Linked DNA regions of Mus musculus: region 1 is linked to region 2. A link is a loop called in an ENCODE intact Hi-C map of the cell type or tissue named here. Cell type or tissue: left cerebral cortex. All regions are shown on one strand. Links, peaks and the distances in the headings refer to the core of each region. The heading gives the core; the rest is flanking DNA.

The links. Peaks named below come from ENCODE experiments on the same cell type or tissue, not always from the same donor. Only the 100,000 strongest peaks of a DNase experiment are listed, where the experiment ranks them.
Region 1: it touches region 2 in a loop (2.5-fold over the local background); 2 of 42 quality-filtered maps call a loop at or near these places.

The regions. Positions count from the first base shown.
Region 1 is chr2:158,025,546-158,029,933 of GRCm38, forward strand. It overlaps Tti1 (TELO2 interacting protein 1), which reads right to left and starts at 2,889. Exons shown (of 8, transcript NM_029282.2): 1 at 2,829-2,889. It overlaps Rprd1b (regulation of nuclear pre-mRNA domain containing 1B), which reads left to right and starts at 2,952. Exons shown (of 7, transcript NM_001291134.1): 1 at 2,952-3,500. The coding sequence starts at 3,350. In left cerebral cortex, for the core only: CTCF peaks have their summits at 2,546 and 3,176 (motif pointing left); DNase peaks (open chromatin) are centred at 2,940, 3,148 and 4,052; H3K4me3 peaks cover 1,928 bases; H3K27ac peaks cover 1,483 bases.
Region 2 is chr2:157,735,236-157,739,623 of GRCm38, forward strand. It overlaps Ctnnbl1 (catenin, beta like 1), which reads left to right and starts at 2,166. Exons shown (of 16, transcript NM_025680.4): 1 at 2,166-2,324. The coding sequence starts at 2,295. In left cerebral cortex, for the core only: a CTCF peak has its summit at 2,090; a DNase peak (open chromatin) is centred at 2,155; H3K4me3 peaks cover 1,334 bases; H3K27ac peaks cover 619 bases.

The DNA of each region.
Region 1 (4,388 bases), core at 95-4,094, 290 kb after region 2:
CTTGAGCTCCAGACTGATAAATTCAATTGCCTATATACCTGTATAGATGGCCTCCTGTACCTGTGAGCCCCAAACCACCAATTCAACCAAGCACAGACCATAATTATTTGGTTAAAAGAAACAAAAACAAAAAACCCACTGACATTGTACTGAACATCTAGTCTGTTCCTTAGTGTTACTTATTTCTTAAAAAGTAGTTACAATGTCTACCCATCATTTATATATGTAGTATATTATACTATATATAACCTAGACATAATGTGGCACCTGTGTGTGTGGTGGGTACATGTGTCCTAGAAGCAATTCCCTAGACACTGAGCAGTGACTGGTGACTATTTCTAGATAAGCATTTTCAATCAAACATGTCCACCCTGCTGTTTTCATTGCTCAAACCCATCTGTCTGTCTGTCCTCAGTAAACAGAAACTCTGTTCTCCTAGTTGCTTAGGTCAGTATTCCTGGGGCCAACCCTTGCCTTCTTTCTTTCTTTCTTTCTTTCTTTCTTTCTTTCTTTCTTTCTTTCTTTTTTTTTTCGAGACAGGGTTTCTCTGTTTCTCTGTATAGCCCTGGCCGTCCTGGAACTCACTTTGTAGACCAGGCTGGCCTTGAACTCAGAAATCCACCTGCCTCTGCCTCCCAAGTGCTGGGATTAAAGGCGTGCGCCACCACGCCCGGCTCCTTGCCTTCTTTCATATCTAATCCCAATCTACCAGCAAATCCTGTTATCTCTTCCTTTAAAGTATCTCCACCTTCTGTCCTTTTCCTGCTTCCTCCACCGGCAAAATCCTGGACTGCGTCACCCTTTCACCTGGGTTATTACAGCAGCTGACAACCTGGCCTTCCTGTCTTTCTTGTACTATGTTCGTCTCCTACATAATAGCCTTGCTTATGTAAGCAAAGCCTGCGTGCAAATGCCACAACAGAACAGTGCAGTAAGAATCAGTGCTCTGTCCTCACTTGCTACTGACCGTTCAGAGAACACTAAACCCTTACTCGTGCCTACCGGTGCCCACGTGACACGGTCCCTCCATACTCTTCTGGCTTTATGTCTAACTACCTTCTGGTTTCTATCACTCTGGTATACCATCTTTTCAAGTCCTCAAAACTGCTAACAAGGGTGTGAAGTTGGTTTTCTCATTATCTGGAAAGATAGCTTATGGCTTGTTCTCTAGCTCCTTGCAAGCAACCAAATGCTACTTTATCCTCTCCGAAGGGCATATATAACATACTTCTATGTGACCAACTTACATTTTCTCAAGCCCATGCATTCCCTACCCCCTTGGCTTCCTGGATTTTTATGAAAATCATTTTTTTGTTTCATTTTATACTTGCATGTCCATTTTTCTCTTCTCTAGAAGGCAAGTTCCCAAGGGCAGGGACAGCTTGTCTGTTTTCCCAGAACAGTGCTTCAAACACAGATGCTCAGAAATTATTCACTGAATGAAGGAACCTTTGGCTAATATGTGAGGAATTTGGGATCAGGTGATTTGACTGAGTCAGGCCTTGACTGAATTCTAGTTTTGCCATTTCCTGGCTATGCCCAAGCAGCTCTGGACAGGTAACTCACTCGAATCTCATGTGTTCTCATTATCAAATGGTGATAGCAATCCCCGTGCCAGAGCACTGTTGTTAAGGACTGACATTTAAAATAGTAACATCTGGATACATAGACTTAGTACAAAGGGTACTCAGAACATGAGTTACTCAGTACTCAGCAACTATTTAGATGAGGTCTCAAAAGCCCGAGCTTTTTTGTAAGGTGGGGTCTTAAAAGCTGGTCTGGAATTTACTGCACAGACCAAGCTGGCCTGGAACCCTCAGGAGAACCACCTGCCTCTGCCTCCCTATATCATTATAAGGTGTTGACTTGTGCGTTAATTCAATCAGCTATGAATTCAGCTTTGATTCCAGATGCTGGGACACACTTAGATACACTCTCTTCATTCAGATCTTAGCTCTGTGAGCTTGAAACTTATGTGATCACCACACCTCTGTAACCTGTTTCCTCAGTTGTTAAACCGTGAGACGATAACACTTACCTCATAGCTTTGAAAAGTGTCTAGCACATAGAAACTTCTCAACTACACTAGCTATGATCATGATGCACTCCAGGTGAAGAAGGGTCAAAGCATGTATATTAGGGACAGAGAAGTTAAGAAAACCAGGCATCAACTATAGGAATGTCTTTTAGGCTGGGAGGGGACTCACATCTAATAAGTTCAACAACGTCAGGGAGTTGTAGGTATGTGTGTTGGGGGGGGGGTGCACGCACAGAGGACGTCAGGTGTCCCGCTCAATCACTCTCCAGCTTATTCTTTTGAGACTGAGTCTTTCACTGAACCTGGAGTTAAGCAGGCATCTAGCAAGCTCCGGCGATCTTCCTGTCTCAGCCCCAGAACACTGAAGTTACAGACCTGGCCCACCAACTTGGGCTTTTTAATGATGGGAACACAAATCCTCATTCTTGCATAGCAAGCACTTGGAGCCATCACACCCCTCCAAAAAAAAAGTTGTGTGTGTGTGGGGCCAGACTCAGTAGAGGTCAGTAGACGGCGCAGTTCCACCAGGTGAGAAAAGGGGTATCACTTCGGAAGTCAGAACAGGAACCAAAGTGGGGAGCCCTGCCAAGAGTTCGTGTCTTTAAAGGAACTAGAGGAGCGCTGGGGAGAGGGGCCCAGGCACGGAGGGAGGTGTGGCCTAGGCCAGCCACCAAAGCGACGCGGCCCTTCCCACACCCAGCTCCCGCGCTTCCTGCCTCAGTGTGTCCTAAGGATTCGTTTCTGGACGCTCCTAAGCGGCTGGGCTCCCTTACACTCCCGCCACTCTTACCTCGTCTTCCAGTCTTTCCCTCACTCTCCCGCCTCCTGCACCCTAGGCGGAAATGACGACTAAGTAGTGCGTCGCGCCGCGCCAGAAAGGTTCTGCGGAGCGGGAAAAAGGGTTCCGGTGAGGCTCACTGCGCCGGCGCGCGGGCGCGAGCGGTTAAAGCGCATTTTCGGTGTTCGAGGACCTGGATTTGTTCCCTCGGCCTGGCCGGCTAGAAGTCAGGGACCAAGGATACTGCCGCCTCCTAAGGATCGTTTTCCTCCGGCTCCGAAGCCTCTCGGCGCCCGGCTGTGGCCCTTGCCCTTTGACCCCCGTGGCGGCGGGGTGAGAGGTCGGGTGGCCATCTTGTGGCGGCGGCGCGGGCGGCTGTTACTGCGGAGACCTGTCCCCTCCCCCCACCTGGTACCCCGAGCTGTCTGTCAGTCGGCGGAGAGCCCTGCAGCCTGTCAGCGGAGGCCTGGGCCGAGTGCGGTCGCTTTCCCCGTCTCATCGGGCGGCCCGGGCTGCTCCCCACCACCGCCACCATGTCCTCCTTCTCAGAATCGGCGCTGGAAAAGAAGCTCTCAGAGCTGAGCAACTCTCAGCAGAGCGTGCAGACCCTCTCCCTGTGGCTCATCCACCACCGCAAGCACGCAGGACCCATCGTCTCCGTGTGGCACCGCGAGCTCCGCAAAGGTGATCACCCGCACCCCGGCTCTCCCATGGCTGTGTTCCCTCATCCACTCTCCCGCAGCCCTGTGGCTTCTTAAGCCTTGTTTTGCAGGCCTGGGGCTCTGATGGAGGGTCTGAGGTTGGAAACGGTGTTATTTTATGACTTGGAGAGGGAAACTGAGGCCCGGTAAGGTATGGGAGATTCGTCTGAAGTTCCAAGGGCGCAAATGCCCAGACTTGAAGTTACTCAGCTCCTTCCCTCATCAGGCTTCCCCCTCACACCTTACGACAGTTGTTTTTGTTTTTGTTTTAAATCGTGGCTGTGTTTGGAGCTGGGAGCCCCGTGTTGGGCAATTGGAATACGATCCAGCCGTCTCTGGTCAGACTGCCCACATTAAGACCTGGTGCAAACGTGTTCTAGCTAAGTGATCCTGGGAACGTTTCTTCATATCCTTGTGCCGGTGTATTCTAATCTGTAAAACGGATACAAACTTACCTGTACTTCCAAAGCCTTGACTCCGTGTTAGTTACTATCCATAGACTTGAGAACAGGATGGTAAATTGGGTAGCCTTCTGCCCTTGCCACTAAATTCAGACTCTCACGATATTCCCCGAGCGCTACCTGTTTCTTGCCAGGCCCGGTGTTGGATGCAAGTTGTTTCTGGCTACTGTCTGGAAGTTAAGTCTATCTGTCACTGAACCCAACAGTTTAACCTCTATGTCCTTTATTCCTTATATAGAAAATGGAGATGATGGTAGTTTATGTTATTGTGGCTTTATTATGTGCTGCTATCTTTATGCGGGTTGCTTTTGTTTTTGCTTTGGGACAGAACCTTTAGCCTTTACAGGTCTGGATCTCCCTATGTAGACCAGGCTGGCCTCGAACTCAGACCCGCCTGTTTCTGCCTCCCA
Region 2 (4,388 bases), core at 89-4,088:
GCCCATTAAGCCCCACTTAAAGCATTCAACTGCTTTTCTAATCCAAAATCCCAAAGTCTGCACTCCTCCAAACCAAAGCATGGTCAGGCTTATCACAGCAATACCCCAGTCCCTGGCACCTACCTTAGTCAGGGTTTTATTGTTGTGAAGAGATACTATGACCATGGCAACTCTTATACAAAGGTTTCTTTGGGGCTGGCTTACAGTTCAGAGGTTTAGTCCATTATGGTTATGGTGGGAAACATGGCATTGTGCAGACAGACATGGTGCTGGAGAAGGAGCTGAGAGTTCTATATCTCGATCTGTAGCTAGCAGGGAGAGACAGTGATACAATAGCCAGGCTTGAGCTTCTGAAACCTCAAAACCTACTCCCTAGTGACACACCTTTCCAACAAAGCCACACCTCCTCTAACAAGGCCACACCTCCTAATAGTGCCACTCCCTATGGGCCCATGGGGGCCATTTTTATTCAAACCTCCAGACTGGGCTTTTGCAAATCTGCCTATTGAAGCTGACTGAGGCAAGGCACAAACTAGAAAATAGTTCTGTTCATGGTTACCTTTATTCTGTCCTGCCTCTCTGGAGGTCACAATCTACACTTAATTGAAAGGGAGGGGAAGGACATGCAAATGAACTCTGTAAAAAGCAGTTTACATTGGCTACTCTTTAAAAACAAAAACCCAATCAGAAAGCATCCCTGTTTTGACGATCTCAACAACTTCCCAAAGTAGATAACATAAAATCCACTCTCCTTAACAACACTCACAAAGCCCACGGTGAAACCTTCTCTGTCATGCGTTGTTCTGGGCTTTGAAGATTCGAGGGTGAGGTTGACAAACTCAATCCCAACTTTTAGAGAGTTTGGAGTCCAATTAATGAGGCTGTCAAAACATAAAATGTCAACCATCAAGTACAAAATGACAGATTGAGTCTGTGAACAGTAGAGGAAGTGCTAACAGAGAGAATAATGAGGAGAGGTTGTGGCAGTTTGAGGAATAACAATTTTCTTATGTGTAGTTGGAGGTAGTTGAATGGGGTTTCTGGATGGTGTCTGTTGTAATCCCAGAAGAGGAACGCCTTGACTATCTCTCAATAATGGGCAAATTCCTTCCCCAGGAACCAACCTTTATATATATATAAATGTGTGTATGCGTGTGCTTGTGGGTCTGCACAGAGACCAGAAGAGAGCACCAGATCCCCCAGAACTGGAGTTACAGGCAATTGTGAGCTGTCCAGCATGGGTGCTGGGAACGGAAGTAGACGTCTAGAGAGCAGTAAATGGTTCTAAGCGCTGAGCCATGTCTCCAGACCCCCAGACCCTTTAATACAGCTTGGGTAGACAGGAGATCTTCCAGTTGCCACTGGGTCTTGTGTTAGTGAATACAAAGAAGCCTGGGGGAAAAAAACAAACATGATATCAATGGTTTCTCAGCCACCTATGGCCGGAAGCCATTTTGTAAGCCCAGGGGAAGCATAATGGGAACCCCAAAATGAAATCCACATATACAATTTCAGTATATCTACTAAGTACGCTTAACAAATGAGAGGAAAGTCAAATTCATTTCATAATATATCTTCCTTTACCCAGTAAGTGAAAAAAAAAAAAGGAACCAGTTCAAGTACGAAAAATCCACTGTGCATTTGATTAACACTTAACATCTTTATTAGGACTAGGCACACTTCAAGTGCCCCAGAGCCACATGTGACTAACTATGGGGCGCATAATTTCAAACCTCAGCTCCTTCCTCTCCCTCTTTCCCTCCCTCTTCTCTCCCTGTAGCCCTAGCTGTCCTGGAACTCGTTTCTGTAGACGAGGCTGTCCTCGAACTCAAAACATATGCCTGCGGAGCTCTGCCTGCCTCTGCTTCCCCAGTGCTGGGATTAAAGGCATTCAACACCACCAACAGGCCAACTTCAATTATCTGTGAAATGAGAATGAAAGAACAAAAGTGCCAGTCTCTGGAAGCTCTTTAAGGTTACCCACGAAATGCCAAGCACTCTGCTCTACTCTTGGATAACGGCCTCGCTTTTAGGTTCATCCCCTAAGTATCCGCCCCTTTCCCCGCCCCTTCAGGTTACAGGCGGAAGCAGAATTGTCAAAACGCGGCGCGCTTTACGGCAGCGCGTCCTTTTACGGCAGTGTGGCGGGCTCACCGGCCACGCGCTCTTTTACTCTATTGGTTCTGGGGCCTGGCGCTTTACGGCAGTGTGTCAGGAAAAGCCTCTGAGCGGCCCGTGGTTCGGGAGTTGAGTGGAGGCAACCAGGGTACCCTGTGCTGATTGGGTCCGGAACCATGGACGTGGGCGAACTTTTAAGCTACCAGGTAAGAGCAGTTGGCGAGGCCGGAGGGCTCCTCATCCTCGCTCGGGTAGCAGGGACAGAGTCCCGTCATCTTGCCTCCCCTCGGTCCCTGGCCCTCACTTCTCATGTCACCCGGGCTTGCATCCTGTCATTGCACTTCACTCCCCTAAGCCCTCTGGACCCTTTCGACCCCTTCCTTCTCCAGACCTGAGCCTTGTGATTTCTGTTCCCCACCCGGTAGCCCTCAGCTCCTCTTCCGTCTCGTTTCTACCAATTCACAGGGCTTGGGGAGACAGTTGTGAAGACCCCCGCCCCCCCCCCCCCCCCGGTGTTGAGCCTCAGTTTCTTTACCAAGTGTCAGTGTAGCTTTGGAGAAGTCTTTCTCCCGTCACGGAGTCTCAATTCTTCTTTTAAAATCTATAAAGTGGATGGATGTATGTGAAAGGTCATTTGAAAGTGCAGAAACCTGTGCCCACGTTCCCTGCTATTGTTAAGCTGTTTGGAAGACGGAGCTTGGAATGGGTCGGTAAGAGACCTCTCGACCTCCTTGCTCAGGGTGCTTGTGAGGAACGGGTGACCCAGAGAGAAGAAAGGACTCTCTTGAGGTCACTCAACAGTTACAAAGCTCAAGTGTCCAGACTCCCAACTCAGAGTTTTGTCCCTCTTTTGACTGCCTAACGAGGCTTCTTGTGTCCATCTTTGTTTTCATTAGCTGCAATAGGCGTTGGGACCCATAAACTGTAATTATTCTGAATTAGGAAGTACTGTAATTGTAAATCACACTTCATTTTAAAGACTTAGTATGAAAAAGGTAGTATTTTTATATTGATCACAGATCCTTGATCATATTGATTGAATATGTATGAGGCCATAATATGATGGAGCAGACTTTGGGTGATGGATGAAATAAAAAGTGGGTAAGCCAACCTTATCCACTTGCATTTTGTTCAAGGTGTGATGTTTTAAAAGTGATAGCTTTGCAGTCAAGAGTAGGCAGTGAGAACCTGTGAACTTGAGTTTAAAAGTGATAGCTCTAGGCCGGGCGTGGTGGCTCGTGCCTTTAATCCCAGCACTTGGGAGGCAGAGGCAGATGGATTTCTGAGTTTGAGGCCAGCCTGGTCTACAGAGTGAGTTCCAGGACAGCTAGGGCTATACAGAGAAACCCTGTCTCTAAAAAAAAAAAAAAAAAAAAACTCAAAAAACCCCCAAAACCAACAACAACAAAAAAGTGATATCTCTGCAGGCCAGAGTAGGCGGTAAGAACCTGTGAACCTGAGCTGTTAGCCATGGCTGCCTTGAATCTCAGTGCCTGAAAGTTGGGAGGGAGGCAGCGGCCAGTGGGTCACTGAGTTCCAGGCCAGCCAGGGGTACATACTGAGACACCCCACCACCACTACAATAAAATAAAATAAAAGGCCTGGATTTGGAGCCCCAGGTTGCCTTCCATGCCTTTTGCCTTACTAACTAGTTGTTGTAATCTTGAACAGATACCTCATGGTACCGACCTTATGGTCGGTTGTGAAGAAAGTTCTTCTTCTGGTAAGAGTCTGTTAAGAAGCTGGCGCCTTTAATCCCAGCACTTGGGAGGCAGAGGCAGGTGTATCTCATTGAGTCCGAGGCCAGCCTGGTCTACAGAGGACAGCCAAGGCTACACAGAGAGACTCTGTCTTGAAAAACCAAAAAATAAAAGCAAACCAAAATGAAAGAACAACAAAAAGCCTAGCTATGTCTGGTGGTTGGTGATTCACACCTTTAGTCCCAGCATTTGGGAGGAGGCAGAGGCAGGCGGATTTCTGAGTTTGAGGCCAGCCTCGTCTACAGAGTGAGTTCCAGGACAGCCAGGGTCTCACAGAGAAATCGTGTTCAGAAACCAAACCAAACCAAAAGAAAAGAAAAAAGAAAAGAGAAAAAAAAAGCAGTGTTAGGCCAATGTTTGTTGCAGTTAAAACAGCCCATAAATACTAATATTGGTAGTTATTTCCTTTAGCCAATATATACAACACTGACCCCGTAGATGGAGACTCCAGGCCTGATGAGAAAGAATACATTAAAAGAAAAAAAGGGAAAGAATACATAAGCAACAGAT